Regions from separate parts of the Homo sapiens genome. Here region 2 is linked to region 1. Evidence: read pairs that join two places in POLR2A ChIA-PET (ENCODE). Cell type or tissue: GM12878. All regions are shown on one strand. Links, peaks and the distances in the headings refer to the core of each region. The heading gives the core; the rest is flanking DNA.

Evidence for each region. ChIA-PET counts read pairs that join two places held together with the same protein. Peaks named below come from ENCODE experiments on the same cell type or tissue, not always from the same donor. Only the 100,000 strongest peaks of a DNase experiment are listed, where the experiment ranks them.
Region 2: POLR2A ChIA-PET joins it to region 1 with 5 read pairs; 1 of 35 experiments calls an interaction of 5 or more read pairs at or near these places.

The regions. Positions count from the first base shown.
Region 1 is chr4:74,162,920-74,168,680 of GRCh38, reverse strand. The region is part of intron 1 of MTHFD2L (methylenetetrahydrofolate dehydrogenase (NADP+ dependent) 2 like); the gene reads right to left. Among named protein-coding and RNA genes, the nearest start is that of MTHFD2L, 7.7 kb to the right of the region's middle. RefSeq lists an enhancer at 3,766-3,895. In GM12878, for the core only: no CTCF peak of the experiment used is centred there; a DNase peak (open chromatin) is centred at 2,285.
Region 2 is chr4:73,222,067-73,227,827 of GRCh38, reverse strand. The region is part of intron 1 of ANKRD17 (ankyrin repeat domain 17); the gene reads left to right. Among named protein-coding and RNA genes, the nearest start is that of ANKRD17, 34 kb to the left of the region's middle. In GM12878, for the core only: no CTCF peak of the experiment used is centred there; DNase peaks (open chromatin) are centred at 2,682 and 4,747; H3K4me3 peaks cover 695 bases; H3K27ac peaks cover 1,347 bases.

The DNA of each region.
Region 1 (5,761 bases), core at 250-5,249:
TTATTCACTTAACAAATATATATTGAAAGTCTCCTATGTGCTGAAAACTATTTTGGGCACTGGGAATATAAATAATAGGGCACAAAACAATTACCTACTTTTATGGAAACTATATTCTAGTTGAAGAAGATATAAGCAAATTGAAAAACAACAAGTATTTAATATGTGTAACATGAGGCAGAGAAAGGACTTATCTGAGGGCCAGAGTTATTTTACATAGGTGGGTTAAGATATCACTTCTCTGATAAATCAGGTGACACGTGGGCAGAAATGAATGAAATGAGTCATGTAGATTTCTGGAAGAAAAGCATTCTAGGCCAAGGGAAGGGAAGAACAAGTATGGAGGCCTTTAGCAAGGAGCATACCTGAAATCTTTGAGGAATAGCAAGAGGCCAATGGTTGCAGTGGAAAGAACAAGTGAACTAGGGTAAGACATGAAGTCAGAGAAGGAATGGGACATCAGATTATATAAGGCCCTGCAGGCCTTTGAAAGGATGTTGGCTTTTACTGTGAGACACGAAGCCATTTAGAGATTTTGACGTGACTTTCACTTTTAAAATAACTGGTGAAAATATGAAGGATAGACTCTATGAGATCAAGGGGAGAAGTGGAGACTCCAGCTAAGAAGCTAGTGTAGTATAACAAACAAGGGATCATGGGGAGTTAGGCAAAGGGGTAGCCATGGAGGTGCTAAGTAGTCTGATTCTGAATCTATTTTGAGAGTGGAACCCTTGGGAGTTACTGAGATTGGGTGTAGGATATGAAAAAAAGAAAAACAGAAGGCAAACATGACTCTAACATTTCTGACCTGAGAAATTGGGGGAAAAAGTTAACTAAAATCCCAATCCCCTATGGGTTACACACTTCTGCATGAGCTACTTTAGCCTCACTGTTAAAGAACACTGTGCTTAGTGAGTCGCGCACTACACACCAGTCATATTTTAATTCATGAACTGCACCATGTTCTCTCCAGATCTTCAGATATAATATTCCCTCTGCCTGAAACACTCTTCCTTCCCTTTCTCACCTCTCCAACCACTTTGCCAAGTCTGTCCCACACATTGCTCAAGTCTCAGCTTATAAAACACTCTTGTGATGTTTTCCCAACCCTGTACCCTGGGAATCTGCTGTGAGCTCCCACAGTACCTGGTTTTTACCCTTTTGTAGTATTTTAAATCACTGATATTGTCTAGTTGTCTACCTGTGTTCTCTGGATAGGCAGCCTGTAGCTCTCCATTTCTTTATGTCAATTATTGTTAATTTTGTTCTTTTTGTGGTGCCAGGTTTCCCTAATGGTTCACAAGCCTGTGGCCTTTCATTGCTGTCTATCGCTTGAAGAAGTAGGCGCCTATTCCAGTCTTTCTAAACTGGCTTCAGCAGGGAAAGCCCTTCACCAGTCAGTGGATCTAGAGATTCTTGATGGGCCATCCGGCATGGCCCATGGGTGGGCTTGCTGCTAAAGCCCTTGGATTAGTTGGCAGGTGATGCCTAGGTCAGCAGGTGGTGGGCCTAATGCTTCAACTCACAGGGGGCTAATCCGGTGCATGGGTCCACTGGGGTGGGCTGTCAACTGGGTATATAGGAGTAGTCCTGGAGCCTTGGTCTGCAAATACAGACCTGAAGCCTAGGTTCATAGGGGCCATCCTGGCACTGGGGTAGGTCTTGAGCCTGAGTCCATGGGGACCAGCCTGGCATTGGAATGGGTCTGGTCCCAAGTCTGTGGGGACTAGGCTTGCCCAGGGTCCTCTGGAATGGCCCTGGTACCTAGATCTGCAGGGGAAGACCTGGTACCTAGAACCATGGGGTTGGGTGCAGAGTTTGGGTCCCTGGGGATAGGCTTGGACCTGAATTAATGGAAGCTGACCTGGTACTGGGGCAGGCTTACAGTGTGGGTCCATGAGTTTCTACCTGATGCCTAAGTCTGCAGAGGCTCAGCTGGAATCTTTGGATGCTGCCCTGGCATTAGTGCAGGCCTAGAGCCTGGGTCTGCAAGGACTGGCCTACAAGCTGTGTCTGTGGGGGCTGGCCTGGCACTGGGATGGGCAACACTTGTTGCATTTTTTTCAAAAGTTGTTGGTCATTATTAATCAACATATTCAACAAACAGACCAAATGGGAGTAGGGACACCTTCAGATTTAAAGTTTTTAGTGAATTGTAATCAGTGAAACCAAAGCTTACAAACAGAAACCTTATCTCTTCAAAAGGAAGGGAAGAAGTAAACTAATTTAAAAAATCATAGCTCAAACAATGCACAAGTAATTTTAATTTCTGTCCTTACAAGAGAAGACACAGAGACACATAAAAAGGGAAGTGAAGACAGAGAGGGAAGACAACCATTTAACAACAGAGGCAAAGACTGGAGTTATGCAGCTGCAAACTCCTTAGGAACACCAAGGACTGCTGGCAATAACCAGAAGCTAGTCGACAGAGTGTGGGCCTACAGATACTTTGATTTCAGACTTCCAGCCTCCTTCCACTGTTTCCAGTGTGAAAACAGATTTCTGCTGTTTCAAGCTAGCTAGTTTGTGGAACTTTGTATACAGCAGAATTAGTAAATAAATACATCTATAATAGCAATTTTAAATAGTTCAATGTCTGAGAATAATCTTCTGATGGAACTCATATTTTTTGTTGAATAAAATTTCCTGGAATAAATTACCATTTTGTAAAACATTGGAATACAATTGAGAAAAACTTTAATTTTCCCCTATCTAAATATGGTAAACTATTTTTAAAATCATACACAAAAACAACTTATTTCTTTTATCTAAATATTTGTCAAAGAAAAGTACTTTGAAAAGATACACCAACATAGCACCTGTGAAAATATTTAGGCTAAAATATCTTCCCATTTCAATGTGCAAAATGTAGAATTAAGACTGTTCCATTTAGCAGTTTATGTGGTGTTTCAGCATCTATAGAGACAGTACCTTTAAAACTAAAATAACCATTGTCTAAAGCAAAGATTCTATTTGCAACTGTTAAGAAAATTGCAGAAAATTTAATTTTAAAATTAAGCACAAGGGCCGGGCCTAGTGGCTCACGCCTGTAATTCCAGCACTTTGAGGGGCCGAGGCGGGTGGATCACGAGGTCAGGAGTTCAAGACCAGCCTGACCAATATGGTGAAACCCCGTCTCTACTAAAAATAGAAAAATTAGCTGGGCGTGGTGGCATGCACCTGTAGTCCCAGCTACTCGGGAGGTTGAGGCAGGAGAATCACTTGAACCCAGGAGGCGGAGGTTGCAGTGAGCCAAGATCACACCATTGCACTCAGCCTGGGTGACAGAGAAAGACTCTGTCTCAAAAAAAATAAACAAAGCATAAGATCTTATTAACTTTTTTCAGAAAATTATCAGGATCAAGGTGTTAAAAGATACAGCTAAGAAACTGATTCAAGCATGTGAATATGCACCAGGAATAATTGTTCATGCTGAATGTTCATGTAATATAAATTTTTATTTTAACACATAAGGATATAAATTATCTTTTAAAATGTTAATTTTGAAAATGGTCTGAAACTATTCTATAAGTTCACTAATATATTTGTAAGCCAATAGATATTCCAAATATATAATTTTCATTACATTCGTGCCCCTTTTTACTCTAAAAAATGTGCTAGTTTGGCCAAAAAAATTACATAGTGACCTTGCCATTAATGCATATCAAAAATAAAATCCATTTGACCCCTTAGATATTGTTTACATGATGTGCCCTGTCATTACTTGCTCAGGTGGTTTCCCACAAAGGCAGAAATGACCTTCCCCTAAAGGCAAGAAAAGGTGCCCTCCCTTCCAAAAGCCCAGCCTACTGCTGGGCTAGCCACGAAATGTGGCTTCATCAGGAGGCAAAAATTAAAGAAGGGAGGTGGTGGCTAGTGAGTAGCAGGGCAGCACTATGTAGTACAAACTACTCACCTGAAATTAGAAGTCCTGAGCATCAGAGCTCTGGGTTACCATTAGTAGCAATAATAAAGTTAGGCAAGTCACTTAGCTTCTCTCAACGGCATGCAATTTCTTCATCTATATAATGGGAATACTCTCTTGTTGACCTTACATTACATAAGAGGATTTGGCTAAAAGTTCATGGGCTGGTTTGCAAAAGTGGCTCTTTCTCTTAGTTTCTGCTAAATTACAGATGGAGACATATTTCGATAACCAGAAACATTATGAGAGCAGAAAGTCTTCAGCACTTAGTGCTGTTTCCATGGGCTTGTTTACTTGTACTTCCAGAAAATAAACTAACCACCTTATCTACGCTTATTAGAATCAAATGATTTATTTAATAAACTAGAGCAAAATAACAAAGGGGGAGGATTATTTCTATGTATCAAAATACTCTTCCACAAAAAAGTAGCTTACCAACAAATAAAACCTAGTCAAGATCAAGAGTTTATTTAATTCGTATACTTGGCAAATCCATATCTTAGTTTCAATCTCATCTTTATTCACGACTTCAACTAGAGCTGCAATGAACCATTTTATCTCTATAATGTTGAAAAAACCTGGCCAGGCATGGTGGCTCACGCCTGTAATCCCAGCACTTTGGGAGGCTGAGGCGGGCGGATCACGAAGTCAGGAGATCAAGACGCATCCTGGCTAACACGGTGAAACCCCGTCCCTACTAAAAATACAAAAAATTAGCCGGGCGTGGTGGCGGGCGCCTGTAGTCCCAGCTACTTGGGAGACTGAGGCAGGAGAATGGCATGAACCCGGGAGGCAGAGTTTGCAGTGAGCCAAGATCGTGCTATTGCACTCCAGCCTGGGTGACAGAGCAAGACTCTGCCTCAAACAAAAAACAAAACAAACAAACAAAAAAAGACGAAAAATCCTAATAGAATGATTAACAATTCCAAGCTCTACCCAGGCCCTAACATACAGTTTAATTGCTTTATATCTTAGGGCATATCTTCGATGTCTTGAGTTTGTACAATAGAAATGAAACCCCCCAAAAACAGGGCAAAATTCCATAGGGAATAAAACCAATCACCAGTATAGGGAGTCTTTTGAAGTGTGTTATTAAAATAAATGAATACCTGCAAGTGTTAAGTTTATGACCTCTTTAAAAAAATTTGTTTCATACCCCAAGTACCCTATTCACATCTTGAAGTAATTTTACTAGAAATTACATCTGCAAATCAATAAAAAGTAAAATACCTTTTCATTATATATGACTCTTCTTCGTATCCAGTTTTTTAACTAGTTAACTTTCTGACTCTGTACTAAACAATATCCATTGTTTTCAAACTAACTTTGTCAGAAAGAACCTTAGATGCTAAGCTTTGTGCCACAAAAGCTCTTGGCCTATCTGCTGAAACCTGTGGACTCTTTCTCAGAACAATCCTTTTAAACATTCAATATAAAATACAGATTACAAGGAAAACCAGTTTTACTGAAATATTATCAAATGCTTTTTTTTAAAAGTATTAAATAACAGGATCTAGTGGTAGGTCTAACTACCATAACAAAATAGTGATGTGCAGATGATGTTTTGTGGTATCTGCCTCAACTTTGTGATACTGAAATATCTGTAAATTATATTAGCAAGTCACATGTACTGATGATATTATGTATTTGTTGCCAACACTAACAATGGAAAAAAAAAAATGCTCAATTTATCAGAAGTTAGTAACCTCCAATCCAAGTTTATGGATCCTCTGAATTCTATCCATAAGGTCCCAGGTTAAGAACATCTCAAACTGAGGGAATCTAACAAAATAATTTTAAAATTTACATGCAAAATTAGCTTTCTAGATTCACAAA
Region 2 (5,761 bases), core at 536-5,535, 940 kb after region 1:
CACATTTCTACATATTTTTTTGTTTTGATTTTCTTTTTCCTTCTTCAAGGAAACCAATGCTGGTCCTAAATAAAATTGTCAATTTTGGAAGATTCTTTCATTCAATCTAGGTATTTACTGAGCTTTTTTGTCCTTTACCTTCTTTTTATGAGAGGTTTCACTCTTCATTTTGGATATTTGAACATTTTCAGTCAATATTTTCTTTTATTATTTTAAATTATTTTTATATGTTTACATTTGTTTGCATAGCTTAATATGTTAATTGCTATTTACACTTTAATACTTCTGTTGGCAAAATAATGAAAAGTCTTGTGCCATTGAAATCCATTTTAGATAAATGGGAAGACAATTTTCTTGCCTATAAAATTAGGTTGAGGCTGGGTGCGGTGGCTCACACCTGTAATCCCAGCACTTTGGGAGGCCAAGGCAGGCGGTCACTTGAGGTCAGGAGTTCGAGAGCACCCTGGCCAACATGATGAAACCCCGTCTCTACTAAAAATGCAAAAATGAGCCAGGCGTGGTGGTGGGCGCCTGTAATCCCAGCTACTCGGGAGGCTGAGGCAGGAGAATCACTTGAACCCGGGAGGCAGAGGTTGCAGTGAGCTGAAACTGCGCCACTGCACTCCAACCTGGAGTGCAAAGCAAGACTCCGTCTCAAAAATAAAATTAGGTTGAACTGGAAGGTGGCTTGTTTTTAGGATGACAGGTTTTAGACAAATATGTATAAATTTCTCTTTATATCCTTTTGCCCATGGTATCCTGCAGTGACATAGGTAATCATATTGATGAAAAGGACTGGAAAACAGAATTAAAGGGGATACATTATTTTGCTATGTAACAAATAACTGCAGAAAATCTGAAATTTAGATTCTGTTTATATTCAATACTTCTAATATCTTATTTCAGTGATCCAGTGACCTAAAGATAGAGTAAAAGAACAAATGCTTTTGTTAGAAATTGTGGCACGTGCCTGTAGTCCCAGCTACTGGGGAGGCTGAGGCAGGAGAATCACTTGAGCCCAGGAGGTGGAGGTTGCAAGTTAGCCGAGATTGCGCCACTGCATTCCAGCCTGGGCGACAGAGCGAGACTCCACCTCAAAAAAGAAAAAGAAAGAATAAAGAAATTACTACTATTGGGCCAGGTGCGGTGGCTCACGCCTGTAATCCCAGCACTTTGGGAGTCTGAGGCGGGTGAATTACGAGGTCAGGAATTCAAGACCAGCCTGGTCAACATGGTGAAACCCCGTCTCTACTAAAAATACGAGAAATTAGCTGGGCATGGTGGCAGGCGCCTGTAATCCCAGCCGCTCTGGTGGCTGAGGCAGGAGAATTGCTTGAATCCAGAGGCGGAGGTTGCAGTGAGCCGGGGTTGCACCACTGCACTCCACCCCAGGCGACAGTGCGAGACTCCGTCTCAAAAAAAAAAAAAAAAAAAAAAACAGAAGAAAAGAAATTATTACTATTAGTAGCAATAATTTAAAAGGTATTAGGATACTGTAGTGGATATCAGACAATTCTCTTATCTGTGAATTTGTTCATTTAATCAAAAAATGCTGGCGGGCGCGGTGGCTCACGCCTGTTATCCCAGCACTTTGGGTGGCTGAGGCAGGCAGATCACTAGGTCAGGAGATGGAGACCATCCTGGCTAACACGGTGAAACCCCGTTTCTACTAAAAATACTAAAAGTTAGATGGGCGTGGTGGCACGCGCCTGTAGTCCCAGCTACTCGGGAAGCTGAGGCAGGAGAATTGCTTGAACCTGGGAGACGGAGGTTGCTGTGAGCCGAGATTGTGCCAGTGCACTCCAACCTGGGCAACAGAGCGAGACTCCGCCTCAAAAAAAAAAAAAAAAAAAAGCTTAAGAGCCTGCTCTATGCCAGAGTGCTGGCTCTAGGTATGCATTGGTGAATAAAGTGTTGCCTAATTTCTTTTTTCTTTTCTTTCTTTTTTTTTTTTTTTTTTTTTTTTGAGACAGAGTCTTGCCCTGTTGCCCAAGCTGGAGTGCAGTGGCGTGATCTCGACTCACTGCAACCTCCACCTCCCGGGTTCAAGCGATTCTCCTGCCTCAGCCTCCCAAGTAGCTGGGATTACAGGCGCCCACCACTACAGCCAACTTATTGTTTTTGTATTTTTAGTAGAGACAGGGTTTCACCATGTTAGTCAGACTCTTCTCGAACTCCTGACCTCAGGTGATCTGCCCGCCTGGGCCTCCCAGAGTGCTGGGATTACAGGACAGGCATGAGCCACCGCGCCTGGCCAAAGTATTGCCTGCTTTCAACAGTGTTGCCTGCTTTTTTCTAGTCTTTAAGGGAGACAGATAATAAATGATAGCCATAATTCTGTGAGAAAGCCATAATCACATATGTATTGTTAAAAACAACAGTAAATGTCAGAAAACAGAAGCACCCCATAATCCTAGAATGGAAGAGAAGGGGAGAGTGAAAGGTTTTATTAACTTTAGTCTTAGGGGCCCCCATTTCTTGTCAGATAAAGGATTTGGAAGGCCTATTCTTGGTTTATGGAAAAGGAGAGTGTTCCAGCATACGTTCCTTGAACTCAAACCTATCATTGCTTGATAGCATTAGAGGAAAATTTGAGGAAGGGAAACTTTGTTGACGACTTGTTTTAAGTCTAAAGATGGAGCAGTTTATTTGAAGCATAGAAAGAATTGACCTGGGAGGCAGGAAATAACAAAAGCCAGTTTGTAGTTTCTGTTTAAGCCAGGTCTCAACAATGTAAATTACTTTGAGCAGCCTTTAAATGCCAGGCATACCCATACCTAAATGTAAACACTAGGTATGGTATGAGGTAAAACATAGTGTCATTTGTTTGCCATTAATTCCACATACCCTTTGCAATCAGTTCTGGATTTGCATCTGGATTTGACTCTGCATATAACTGTGTGCCCTGTCTGATACTTGGTTCCCTTATTCGTAAAATGAGATTATCACAGGGAAGAAGTATAGTTGATGATTCTGGATATGGACTCCAGTCTGGTGCAAACTGCCTGAATTCAGATCTCAACTCTTCAACTTAATTAGCTTAGCTTGAAATAATTGGGCAAGTTGCTTAACCTCTTTTTGTCCCATTTCCACATACGTAAAATGGGGATAATAATAATATGTTTTAGGATTACTGTGAAAATTAAATGAGTTAATATATAAAAAGCATTTAAAATGGCATATAGTAAGCAAAATGTAGTTTAAAAATATGACATAGCTGGGTTGTTATGAGGATAAATAATATGTTTATTTTTTTAAAAAAAGAAATCATATATTGCTTGACACAGTATGGGTATTTCTTAAATACCAGAAACCGTGTAGTAGGTACTTTATATCATTTAATCTTCATATAAACTGTTAAGAAACCATAATCTGTCTAGTTGACTGCACCTAGAGCAGTTTCTGATATTTCAAGTTGAATGAATATTATCCCATTTCATGATTAATAAATTGAGGCCCAAGAGTACTCCAAAATCACCACTAAAACATGACATCACTTTGAGGAGATAGTACCAGCAATGTCATGCACATCATCACATCACTTTTCTCAGTTTAGAGCATAAAACATTGTTCCTTTTTGTTTTTGGAGACAGTCTCGCTCTGTTGCCCAGGCTAGGGTGCCAGTGGCACAATGGCAACATCCACCTCCCGGGTTCACGTGATTCTCATGCAGCCACCTGAGTAGCTGGGATTACAGGCATGCACTACCACGCCCAGCTAATTTTTGTATTTTTAGTAGAGACGGGGTTTCACCATGTTGGCCAGGCTGGTCTTGATCGAACTCCTGGCCTCAAATGATCTGCTCGCCTCAGCCTCCCCAAGTGCTGGGATTACAGGTGTGAGCCACTGCGCTCGGCCCATTGTTCCTTTTTCAGTGCATTTTTTCATATTCAAAGTTGTATAAGGAAGAAATTTGACAATCTAACAAGTTTTACTAAATGGAAGATCAATTACAGGAATGAATATAATATATATTGGCTCCACTGTCACTCACTCACTTTATTTGCTGTTTGATGATCCAGATTTGGTGTCTCTAAATTTCATTTATCTAGGATATTTTAGTCTCTTAGAGTATTTATTGTAAGAGAAAAAGGCCATTTCTTTGGTTAGTAAATGAAGTTAAAGGCACTACTAGAAAATGCATATATCAAATATTATAGCTTGCTTCAGTAACTGTAAATTAGTTGAATGTTAACCTGGTTCTCATAAGTATTTACAAGCAGATTAGTTTATAAAAACCAATTTACTATTAAAAAATCTACATTAGGATAATTATTTTTGAAACCCTGAAGTCAACTGTAATATGTATGTTATATAATACATTTGCCTGATGTAGCAAATTTCTAACTTGGCATTATCATGCCTCCTTCTTTGCGTCTTTAATACAACCATTAATCTCACTACAAGGCTTTACTAAGGATAAATTGCTGCGTAACCCACTTCAACCTCTTTTGTTCAACCAGGAAGCCAGACGTGTTAAATAGCTTTTTAAAAAATATGTTATTTCTTTTTTGAAATTTTAGGATTTTAAAAATTGAAGTGGTAAAATAAGAGACTTTATTTTGTCTGTTAAAATTACTTGACAGAAGTTTGCTTTGGAATAGAGCTTCTGTATCTTTAAAAAATACACAGTGAGTCACCCCCTGCTCTTTTGGTAGATGCCTGGCTAGTGAACAGCTAAGCTGCTTTAGGCATGTAATAGAACATTCCATTTCCTGTTCCCTTGCTGACACAGAGGAGTGTTCCTGCTGGCAATGATCTAATCATAGTGCAGTAAGAAACATGGCAGTTTGATAAAACATGGTGGAGACAGCGGCTGAAATGGAAGCATATGTTCTAGAAGACATTCTTGAGGTAGGGCTAGGTTTGTAAGTGAAATGAAAGTTGAAATCTGAACAAAGAAATCTTATCTGCCGGAATTATTTTACAGATGAATAGATTAGAGGAGAGAGCAAAGAGAAGCAGAGCATAAAAGCAAGACACGGTCAGACCTATTCCGTGTGAGAATGTTTCAGACTGGTTCACATGATTACTATAGACGTCTATAATTATTTTGTTTAAACTTCATGTTTCATAAATTGTAGATATATGTTTGTTAGGGAAAAAGGGGAGACTCAGGCTTAATAAAAAGCCTTGTGCTGGTGGTGACCTTTAGATTAACTCATTAGAAGGTGGGGTCTGCAAAGCAGCTTTGAGTAAGGTTTAGTATCATATGTCTTAGAATTCATTTACATATCTAAGCCTAAAGCTTTGCTGCAGTTAACTATTAAAAACGGTTATTTTAGCTTTAAACTAAGCATGTTTATATCAATCTGATTGCTTAATTTAGCTGGTATACTCTGGTCCTAGATTTTTCATGTGACTTTGATTATTATAAAACAAATTATTAAATTAAAAATATTAAAACCCTGAAATTTAGGGCACTGATGCTAGAGAGACATCAATACAAAATTACTATAATTTGAATCATGAACATTTTAAATTATATTTTCTCTTTTCTGGTTGTAAAAATTTTATAAGATCCTATTTGAGTATAAATCAGTCCAAGGAAATACATGTCAAAGTGAAACTATAATTGCTTTTGGCATTGAATGTAGTATACTATTAGAAATTTGTATTTATAGGTATAGGTATTTAAATCTCATATTCTTATCTGTGGGATTGTGTAGGGTTTTTCTTTTTTTTCCTCATTAGATAAAACCTGGGTAATTCAGATAAAGAGGCTTTATGGTGGTGAGTGGTATTCCTAATACTTAGACTG